Regions from separate parts of the Homo sapiens genome. Here region 2 is linked to region 1. A link is an interaction called in ENCODE POLR2A ChIA-PET data of the cell type or tissue named here. Cell type or tissue: B cell. All regions are shown on one strand. Each heading gives the region's core, and the rest is flanking DNA. Links, peaks and the distances in the headings are about the cores only. Region 1 holds the start of SOWAHD (sosondowah ankyrin repeat domain family member D). Region 2 overlaps SEPTIN6 (septin 6).

Region 1 (5,367 bases), core at 251-5,250:
TTACATGGAGGAGATAGGCTAGGCAGTATCACATGATGAGAAAAATCTGTGGGGAAGAGTAGCTGACTACAGGAAAACTACAGAAAACCGTTTTCAAATCTTCCAGGTAATTTGGTTTTCGTTTTGGAAAGAGTAGGGTGAACGCTTGTCTCAGGCCCCCAGATCTGCTAACAGTTAAGATGCTTAGGTTCAAACTTTTCCTATAAAGAGGGGACTACTGTTATAAGTGTCCTTTGAATGCTCAGCACACACCAATCTTCCCTGCAAGCCAGGAGCCTGCAGACTCAGCCAAGTGGCAAGAAGGCCCTGCCCTGACAGCCTTCACCAAGCCCAACCCACCTTGGCAGCTATCAAGGGGGAGGTTGTGGAACAGAAACCACAGTCCTGCATCAGTTGGCCTGTTCGCATCTATAAAATGGGCACGGGGTGGAGAGAGTTAATGCCAGATGCCAATGCCAACTGCCAGAATCTAGGAACTGTTAGCCCTCCCTCCTTCAATTACTAAAGAAAAGAAGTTCATTTAGAAAAGACAAAGGAAGGCCAGGCACGGTGGCTCATGCCTGTAATCCCAGCACTTTAGGAGGCCAAGGTGGGCGGATCACCTGAGGTCAGGAGTTCGAGACCAGCCTGGCCAACATGGTGAAACCCCATCTCTACCAAAAATACAAAAATTAGCTGGGCGTGGTGGTGGGTGCCTGTAATCCCAGCTACTCAGGAGGCTGAGGCAGGGAGAATCACTTGAACCCTGGAAGCGGAGGTTGCAGTGAGCTGAGATCACACCATTGCACTCCAGCCTGGGCAACAGAGCAAGACTCCATCTAAAAAAAAAGAAAGAAAGAAAGAAAGAAAGAAAAGACAAAGGAAATGCTCTATTACACTGTGTAAGTGTGTTTAAGGTGTAGCTCCTGGAGACATGGGACAGGCTGAAAACAGCAAGGGGGTTTGGATCATTTCATGATTGAGAAGACCCTCATGGGTTACTAAAGGAAGGCAGTGTGGGCCAGGCACAGAGTCTTATATCTGTAATTCCAGCACTTTGGGAGGCTGAGGTGGGAGGATGACTTGAACCCAGGAGTTCGAGACCAGCTTAAGCAACATAGCGAGACCCTGTCTGTACAGACACACACACAAAAAAAATAGCTGAGCATGGCAACATGTGCCTGTAGTCCCAGCTACTTGGGAGGCTGAGGCAGGAGGTTCACCAGAGCCCAGGTGTTTGAGGCTGCAATGAGCTATGATCGTTGCCACGGTACTCCAGACTGGGTAAGAGTGAGACGCCATCTCAAAAATAAAAAATAAAGGAAAGTAGGAAAGTTTTGAGCACAGAAGCAAACAGGCCCACCAGGCAGAGATGGAAACCTGGATGGATGGGCTCAGGGTGGCGTTTCTGGGCTGTTTGTTAGTGGTGACTGTTTCTGGCTGGTGTTCACGGACTGGGATGAGAGGGCTGGGGAACGCGACAGTCCATTGCAAGGGCTACCCAAGCCTTCAGGGATACAGTGCTATTTTTAAAATGCACTGTTCTCCAAGGCAGCATGGGTCTGTAGCCAGCAACTGCTTTCCTGGCCTTTCAGGCTCAGTCAACCCTCCTGTAGTCTATTTAATTCATGCCATTTCTGAATGGGAGCAATTTTGCAAGCTACAATTTATGCATTAAACTTAACTTTTTAAAAAGAATTTTACGTAAGTGAAATATATATATTTATTGAGATAGGGTCCCACTCTGTCACCCAGGCTGGAGTGCAGTGGAATGCTTTACTCACTGCAGCCTCCACCTCCCAGGCTCAAGCAATCCTCCCACCTCAGCTTCTCTAGTAGCTGGGACTACAGGCCTGCACCACTACAACTGGCTAATTTTTGTATATTTTTGTAGAGACAGGGTCTCCCTATATTGCCCAGGCTGGTCTAGAACTCCTGGGCCCAAGGGATCCTCCTGCCTCAACCTCCCAAAGTGCTGGGATTACAGCTGTGAGCCACCACACCCAGCCTTAAACTTAATTTTTTAAATGCTGCTGAGCAGGTGTGGTGGCTCGTGTCTGTAATCCCAGCACTTTGGGAGGCTGAGGCAGGGGAACACTTGAGGTTAGGAGTTCGAGACCAGCCTGACCAACATGGCGAAACCCCATCATTACTACAAATACAAAAATTAGCCAGGCGTGGTGGTGCACGTCTGTAATCCCAGCTACTTGGGAGGCTGAGGTAGGAGAATCGCTTGAACCCAGGAGGCAGAGGTTGCAGTGAGCCTAGATCACGCCATTGCACTCCAGCCTGGGCGACAGAGTGAGACTCTGTCTCAAAAAACAGTAATAATAAATAAATGCTGCTGGCTGGGCGTGGTGGCTCATGCCTGTAATCCCAGCACTTTGGGAGGCTGAGGCAGGCGGATCACTAGGTCAGGAGTTCGAGACCAGCCCAGCCAACATAGTGAAACCCCGTCTCTACTAAAAATACCAAAAAAAAAAAAAAAAAAAAAAAATCAGCCGGGCGTGGTGGCGGGTGCCTGTAGCTATTTGGGAGGCTGAGGCAGGAGAATTGCTTGAACCCGGGAGGCAGAGGTTGCGATGAGTCAAGATTGCGCCACTGCACTCCAGTCTGGGTGACAGAGTGAGACTCCATTTCAAAAATAAATAAATAAATGCTACTGAGGAAAGCCCCATCTTGGAAAAAAAAAAGTGCCCGTGGGTGTGTCTCATTAGAGGCCACAAATCAAGGTAAATTACATGACTGACCGTGGAAATATCAGAAATGTAAATTTGGAAACTTTTGCCTTTTACCCCCAACCCAAGGCCCCTATATGACAACTCTTCTAGGATGAGGCTGGTGCCTGAGGCCAGACCATCAAAGAGCTCAGGACAGAGGTGAACTGTATGTTTCTCCTCAGATCCAAGTGGAAGTAGCTTCTTCTGTGCACAGCTCTGGCCATTTGTTCTGAGAAGGAGGCCCAGAGCCTGCCCCGGGGGGCACAACATCACGGCCATGGTTGGGTGACCTCTACCCTGCAAACATATGCAGTTTCTTCCTTTGTGGTTAGTAAGGGAGGTGGGGGAAAACACTGAAAGGACAGCCTTGTCATGTGAAAAGAACACATATTCCACTTTAATATACATAAGAAGTAACCTGTGATACATGAGAAAAAGTACCAGTAAGGCTGGGTCGTCTCAGGAGGAGGTTGTCAGAGGCTGACTCTACCCGCACCCCAAGACCCATTAATGGCCGAGCGAGGCCGGCAGAGTTAGGCGTTTTCTCTGCATTGGTGGTTTACAATCTTAACTCATTCTTCTAGCGAATGTTTCCTAATAAACCCAGCGCGTCGGCCTGCCCAGAAATGGCCCCTGGAAGCTTAACTTGCCCTCTCCCAAGCAGGACCACGCTCCCTGCTCCCAACTCCTTAGTCCTGTAGCTTTGGAACTCGGAGCCAGGCCAGCTTGGTCCTTCACTCTCTCTTGGTGAGGTGGTGCCCGAGTCCCCGGGTCCTCCAGGCCGGTGGTTACAGGAGACCTGAGACAAGTACCTGAGTCGGACCCCGACGTGTTCTGTTCCTTGCAGGCCCAAGCAGCGTCCAAGGCGCCTCTCCTTCGGTGGAACCCGGGACAACCCAGGACCTAGCCATCGCCACAGTGTCACAGCCCCTCCTAGCTCTCCAGTCTCTGTCCCTGTCAACGGTCCTGGAATGAGGGGAACAGATGGCGGAAAAGGCTATGCATTTGCGCCACCCGGCTGCCCGCGGTGTCCTTCGCCTTGGTCCGCGACGCTGCCACTCTCCTGCTTGTCTCCACAGCCGTCGCGCCCACTGCGCTCGCGGCCCTCCACGCAGTGGTGCCACTGCTGTTGTTGTTCAGGTTGGTGCACCCGCTGCCGCTCTCCATCTCCCATTCCTCGGCTCCCGACAGCTCCCGCAACCTCCAAGGCGCGTCGGGCCGCAGGTAGTGGCAGGCCCGGTGGCCGCTGTGGTCGCGGCGCGTAGCGTCAGCACCCAGGGCGCCCACCAGCACCTTGATGACCATGTCGTGGCCCTGAAGGGCCGCCAGGTGGAGGGGCGTGAGGCCGCCGCTGCCTGGGGCGCTCACGTCGAGCCTCAGCCCCCGGCGTAGGGCGAAATCGTGTACCAGAATGAGCTCCTCGTGGCGCCCGTGCTTGGCCAGCCAGTGCAGAACCGAGTAGCCGGTGATCGGGTCGCCCCGCAGCAGCAGCTCCGGCTCAGCCTCCAGCAGCTCCCGCAGCACCTCATAGCGGCCCTCGGCGGCTGCCAGAATCCACGCGTGCTCCCGCGGTTCCAGGCACAGCCTGCTGCTGCCCGGCCCACTCGGCCCGCCCAGCTCCTCGGCGCGCTCCTCCGACAGCCACCCCGCAGGAGCCGCCCGCTGCAGCCCCAGCAGTTCCCGCAGCGCTCCCCGCCGGCGCCCTGAGCCCGCTGCAGAGTGCATCAGCGTGCCTGGGAAGGGGTGCTCCCGGGAGGCGGCGGCTGCGGCTTTGCCCCAGTACCTGCCCAGGCTACCAGTGTCCGCTCTCGAGGGGCGGGGCTGCGGGGCGCACCGCAGGCTCTGCGAGGTCGGCGCGAGAGAGGCCGTGGGTGCCCGGTTCGCGGCCCCTCCGAGCTGGGCCATGGTCTTGAAGCTGCCGCCGCGGCCGTCCCAGTGTCCAGCGTTAGCTGCCCTTCCCGGGCCCCAACGGGAGAGGAACTGGCGCTGGCGTTGGGGAAGGAAGCTGCTTGAGCAATTGGGTTCGGAGGGAGGGAGCAAAGGAGAGGAGGAGGAGGAGGAGGAGGAGGAGGGAGGGAGCTAGGGGAGGGCCCCCGCGCAGGCCTTGGGGGGCGTGGAGGGGTGTGAGCTCCAGCCAAGTCCCCAGGGCAAGCCCAGCTCCACTTCCCTGGGTACCGCCGCCTCTGCAGCTCCCCCGGGTCGCGGGCGGTCCCACCCCAAACGGCCAGGTGAGCTCGGCAGCCCCGCCTCCAGCACCGAAGGGCGGGCGCGGGGACTGGCTGGGAGCTCGCCTGCGGCCCTGGAAGCCGCGGTTCTCAGCATCCCAGCCGGGGCTAGAGTGTAGAGGCGCGAGGGCGCCCCTTCCGCAGCGGGCCGAGCTCGGCTTCCAGCCACGGTCTCCCAAAGCGCGGTCCTGGAGCTCCGAGGCTCTGGCTCCCCGCCCCCTTCCTTCGCCCTTCCCTCTTATCTCTTCAGGAGTCTCCCTGCACTTTGTCCCGGAGTTGCCATTGTCCCGCGCCTAGCATTCACGCAGGCAGCTCGACTGCCCCATGTGACTGGCTCGTCTGCCTGCCTTGCCCTTTGTGTGGCCTTGACCCTCGCCGCAGCACCCGGGGCTGCCCAGGATTCCAGCAGAGAAGCCCAAGACCAGGGTCCAGGCTGACGCTCT
Region 2 (5,367 bases), core at 298-5,297, 130 kb after region 1:
TGACCTCAAGTAATCTGCCCACCTTGGCCTCCCAGAGTGCTAGGATTACAGGCCTGAGCCCGGCCAGCACTCAGTAAATGTTATATTATTATAATTGATGTTATTATTGACCATGTGTGGTAACTATGGGGACTCTTTTTAACAAAATGTCTGACTAAACACAATGCAGTATTCCTTTACCATATTCAGGAGCAGAGACTTGGAGATAAAATGGCAGGAAGAGAGAACGATCCAGAGCATGGTGCCTTTGGTGCCATCATAGCAATCCCTGACAGAAATGCCCCCTGAGGTTCCAGGGTCCTGCAGGGTCACAGCCCTACTGGTCCCCACCCACCTGGGCTTGGCCAGGCTGGGGACTGCTCACAGGGGATTCTCTCCAATCTCCCTGTGCTTCCCTGCCAGCTGCACGAGAAGTTTGACCGTCTGAAGAAACTGCACCAGGACGAGAAGAAGAAACTGGAGGATAAGAAGAAATCCCTGGATGATGAAGTGAATGCTTTCAAGCAAAGAAAGACGGCGGCTGAGCTGCTCCAGTCCCAGGGCTCCCAGGCTGGAGGCTCACAGACTCTGAAGAGAGACAAAGAGAAGAAAAAGTAAGTAGCAGGCTGCTCTGGGGTGGTGCCTTCTCTTTCCTCCTGCTCATCCTCCCAGGGCAGGACGTGGCACCTGAAGGGGCTGAGGACTGGTGACCAGAGGTGAGCTGTGGGCTGTCAGACTGGTTGAGGTACCTATAACTGGTCCCAGCATCCCTGTGGCACCTTTGGATTCCCTGAGCTTGGGGAGTTGAGAGTAGCAGAGGGGTGTGGTCCCAGAGGCCCAGCCCATCTGTCCAGCTTGCTCAGGAAAGCCCTGCAAACTCAAGGTCCATAGGAAAGGAAGGGAAAAGAGGAAAAGCAAAGGAGAGTGAGAGAGCAGAAGGGAAGAAAAAAATTAGAGGTGCAGCAATATAAGAGAGGAACAAGGCCGGGCACGGTGGCTCACACCTATAATCCCAGCACTTTGGGAAGCCAAGGCAGGAGGAACACTTGAGGTCAGGAGTCCAAGACCAGCCTGGCCTATATGGCGAAACCCCGTCTCTGCTTAAAAAAAAAAGAAAAAAAAAATAGGCTGGGCACGGTGGCTCACACCTGTAATCCCAGCACTTTGGGAGGCCGAGGCAGGCAGATCACAAGGTCAGGAGATCGAGACCATCCTGGTTAACACAGTGAAACCCCATCTCTACTAAAAATACAAAAAAATTAGCTGGGTGTGGTGGTGGGTGCCTGTAGTCCCAGCTACTCGGGAGGCTGAGGCAGGAGAATGGGGTGAACCTGGGAGGCGGAGCTTGCAGTGAGCAGAGATCGTGCCACTGCACTCCAGCCTGGGCGACAGAGCGAGACTCCGTCTCAAAAAAAAAAAAAAAAAAAGAGTTCAAGACCAGCCTGAACAACATGGTGAAACCCTGTCTCTACTAAAAATACAAAAATTAGCCAGGCGCGGTGGCGCGCGCTTATAATCCCAGCTACTCAGGAGGCTGAGGCAGGAGAATTGCTTGAACCCAGGAGGCAGAGGTTGCAGTGAGTTGAGATCGCACCACTGCCCTCCAGCTTGGGCGACAGAGCGAGACTCCATCTAAAAAAAAAAAAAAAATACAGAAATTAGCTGCCTGTAGTCCCAACTACTCAGGAGGCTGAGGCAGGAGAATCACTTGAACCCGGGAGGTGTAGGTTACAGTAAGCTGAGATCACACCACTGCACTCCAGCCTGGGCAACGGAGTGAGACTCCATCTGAAAAAAAAAAAAATAGAAAAGAAAGAGAGGAACAAAAAGAACTGCAGCTACGGGCCGGGCGTGGTGTAATCCCAGCACTTTGGGAGGCCAAGGCGGGTGGATCACTTGAGTTCAGGAGTTCGAGACCAGCCTGGCCTACATGATGAAACCTTGTCTCCACTAACAATACAAAAAATTAGCCAGGCGTGGTGGCGTGCGCCTGTAATCCCAGCTACTTGGGAGGCTGAGCAGGAGAATTGCCTGAACTGAGGAGGCAGAGGTTGCAGTGAGCTAAGATAGCACCATTGCACTCCAGCCTGGGCGACAGATTGAGACTCTGTCTCAAAAAAAAAAAAAAAAAAAAAAAAAAGAAGTGCAGATACAGGATAGTGGAAGAAAGAGAGAGCCTTTAGCAGAAACTCGGTGCACCCTCTCCCCACCCTTGCCCTATATCTGAGGTTGCTCACCTCTCCATGGCCGTAGTCCCACCCTCACCCTGCCTCAGTTATTACTCTCTGCAGCCAACAGAATTTAACTGCTGCCAGTGAAGGCTGCAGCTCAGCCCTGATTTCCCACCCCTTTGTGATCCCTCCCTGCTGGCTTAGTTCTGCCTAGCCTGGGGTGCTGAGAACTTATGGGGGAGCCCTCAGATGCCAGTGTATGCTGCATGTGCCCCATCCTCAATCTGTGGAATGACTGTAAGACCTTCTGATCTCCCCTGGTATTAGAACAGTGGCTCCTGGATACCATGTGGGTCAATAATCCTCACCCAACCCCAGTCTCTGCTTGCTGAAGTTACCCATTCCTCATCCCAGAACTGGAGAAAAATATTTCAACGGGATCTAGAAAAACTCCTGTGGTGCCCTTGTGCCCTGCAGTTGTTTGTGCAGTGTGGCTTGAGGAGTTCCCAGGTGGACTGTTTAGCTGTGTCTTTACTGAAGGGTACTGAGGATCCAAAAGGTGTCCATGGTCATTGCCTTCTGTTTTCAGCCATTTGTTCCTGGACTTAACTATGGGATATTTTTGCCAGAAGGAAGAAACACCTTCCTTTCCTCTGGCTTATCACTTAGGAATAACATGGTAACTTTTGCATAACAGTAAAATATGTTATATTTGAAGGCATTCAGCTTTGCAATCCAATTACTCTTTATGCAAATGTGTAATTTAAACATCTTGGCCGGGTACGGTGGCTCACGCCTGTAATCCCAGCACTTTGGGAAACTGACGCAGGCAGATCACCTGAGGTCAGGAGTTTGAGACCAGCCTGGGCAACATGGCGAAACCCCGTCTCTACTAAAAATACAAAAATTAGCTGGGCATGGTGGCCCACACCTGTAGTCCCAGCTACTCAGGAGGCTAAGGCAGGAGAATCACTTGAGCCTGGGAGGTGGAGGTTGCAGAACCAAGATCATGCCACTGCACTTCAGCCTGGGTGACAGAGTGAGACTTTGTCTAAAAAAAAAAAAAGAACATCTTCACCAATTAGTCCAGAAATTTTTCTTACTGAATCTTAATACTATATGTCAAATTCACTGATGAATGAAATTTTTTGGTATTACCTGATGGATAAAGTTCAACTAGCCAGAAAAAAGTCTCTTTGGACACACCCTGTACTGTATTAACTTATCTGTCATGGTGTATTAGTTGCACCAGCAGGAATGAATTCCTATTTTTAAGATCAGAAAAATCTAAATTTGTCATCCAGCTGTAACCTGCTGCCTTCATAGTCCTGTGGTATTTGTTAACTCAGTACCTGGGGCAGTTTCATAGCCTGCTTGTGGGAGTTAGGAATTGGTTTGTTCAGGCTACAATGAAACTATAAATATTCCCTATTCAGATGTTCAGTAAAAGTTCTTCTTACATCAAGCTTTCCCCTTGTTGCCTCATACTGACTGACTTCTCCCACCCCAGGCAGGAGACCCCAACAGGGAGATACCCCTCTCTACTCTTCAGGAATATTTGGGGTTGGTGACAGTGCCCCTTTCCAATTCTGAAATGGGTGAAAACCCTGCTGGCATGTGGCACCTTATATTAGCAATAAGGGCCTAACAGAATGACCTGTCTTCTTCTGTACTTCCAGATGCAGAAGTGGCCCTGAATCTTGGCTTCTTATGTAATTTCATGAGCAATTTGTTAACTTCTGGAAGAGCCACCGTTAGACCTGTGCTACCCTCCTCCCATAGTCACGGTAGTGAGTTTTGAGGGCAGAAATGGTGGTAGTAGTATTTCTTCTTGAGAGATGGTGGTTGGATCTAAGAGTCACATATTCAGAATTTCCTTTAGCTGCCCCTAAAGAGATTAAGAAAGTACTGGCCAGCCGTGGTGGCTCATGCTTGTAATCCCAATACTTTGGGAGGCCAAGGCGAAGGATTGCTTGAGTCCAGGAGTTTGAGATCAGCCTGGGCAACATAGTGAGACCTTTGTCTCTACAAAAAAAATAAATAAATAAACATTAGCTGGGCCTGGTGGCACTTGCCTATAATCCCAGCTACTCAGGAGACTGAGGTGGGAGAACTGCTTGAACCCGGGAGGTTGAGGCTGCAGTGAGCCATGATTGCGCCACTGCACTCCAGTCTGGGCAACAGAGAGAGACCCTGACTCAAAAAAAAAAAAAAAAGAGTATCAGTGTTTCAGGGGTTCCTACCAGTCCACCCTTCCCACTTCCCCTTCCTGCTACTCCTAATCACCTTTGACCTCTAACCCTTCATTGTTTGTGTCAAGTCATAATATTTGATTTCCCCTCATGCTCACTCCATCTTCATCAGCTCTTACTGTTTTACAGTTAACTCTGCTGTTTGCTGCATGCTGCATGAGACCCAGGGTCCTGGTAAGCTTGATTAACTCTAAATAGAACTGGCAGTGGCTTCTAGAACATATCTCCCCCAATCCCGCACCCCCAACACAAGCATCTAATCGTAGAAGAAGCTGCTTCATTGGTCTAGCTGGTTTTCTCTCGTGACTTATAATATGCAGAAATAGTCTGGTGTGGTTTCAGGTGTACATGTGGAATGCCTGCCTGCCTGCCTGATTAAAGTGAGGGGTCGTTTTCAGACTTTTGCTGCTAGAACAGCTGGGTAACACAGGTGGATCCTGTGATCAGTATTTGAGGTTTCAGTGTGGGAAGTTTTTTTCTTAAAGAGCCATAATCGGGCCGGACGCAGTGGCTCACAGACCTGTAATCCCAGCACTTTGGTAGGCCGAGGAGGGCAGATCACCTGAGGTCAGAAGATTGAGACCATCCTGGCTAACACGGTGAAGCTCCATCTCTACTAAAAATACAAAAAATTAGCCGGACATGGTGGCACAGGCCTGTAATCCCAGCTACTCTGGAGGCTGACACAGGAGAATCGCTTGAACCTGGGAGGCGGAGGTTGCAGTGAGCCGAGATTGCACCATTGTACTCTAGCCTGGGCAACAAGAGCGAAACTCCATCTCAAAAACAAAAGGAGCTATAACCATTATTTTCAAAATTAATGAAACCGTGGTGATGAGAGAAACTGGGTTTCACAAGCTCCGTCCTGCAATGTCACAGTCAGCATCAACCCTCTCCCATCCCCCTGCATCAGGTTTGAGAATGTCCAGAGTCAATGGAAACTCACTTCTCTGTTTCCCGCTGGT

The links. Peaks named below come from ENCODE experiments on the same cell type or tissue, not always from the same donor. Only the 100,000 strongest peaks of a DNase experiment are listed, where the experiment ranks them.
Region 2: POLR2A ChIA-PET joins it to region 1 with 8 read pairs; 5 of 35 experiments call an interaction of 5 or more read pairs at or near these places.

What each region holds. Positions count from the first base shown.
Region 1 is chrX:119,757,905-119,763,271 of GRCh38, reverse strand. It overlaps SOWAHD (sosondowah ankyrin repeat domain family member D), which reads right to left and starts at 4,684. Exons shown (of 1, transcript NM_001105576.3): 1 at 3,070-4,684. The coding sequence starts at 4,604. The coding sequence ends at 3,657. RefSeq lists enhancers at 2,674-2,743, 2,754-2,823 and silencers at 4,375-4,674, 4,785-4,934. In B cell, for the core only: no CTCF peak of the experiment used is centred there; DNase peaks (open chromatin) are centred at 3,031, 4,101 and 4,781; H3K4me3 peaks cover 2,664 bases; H3K27ac peaks cover 3,671 bases.
Region 2 is chrX:119,624,544-119,629,910 of GRCh38, reverse strand. SEPTIN6 (septin 6) reads left to right here. Exons shown (of 11, transcript NM_145799.4): 9 at 403-593; 10 at 4,532-4,576. The coding sequence ends at 4,535. Among named protein-coding and RNA genes, the nearest start is that of MIR766, 20 kb to the left of the region's middle. In B cell, for the core only: no CTCF peak of the experiment used is centred there; no DNase peak of the experiment used is centred there.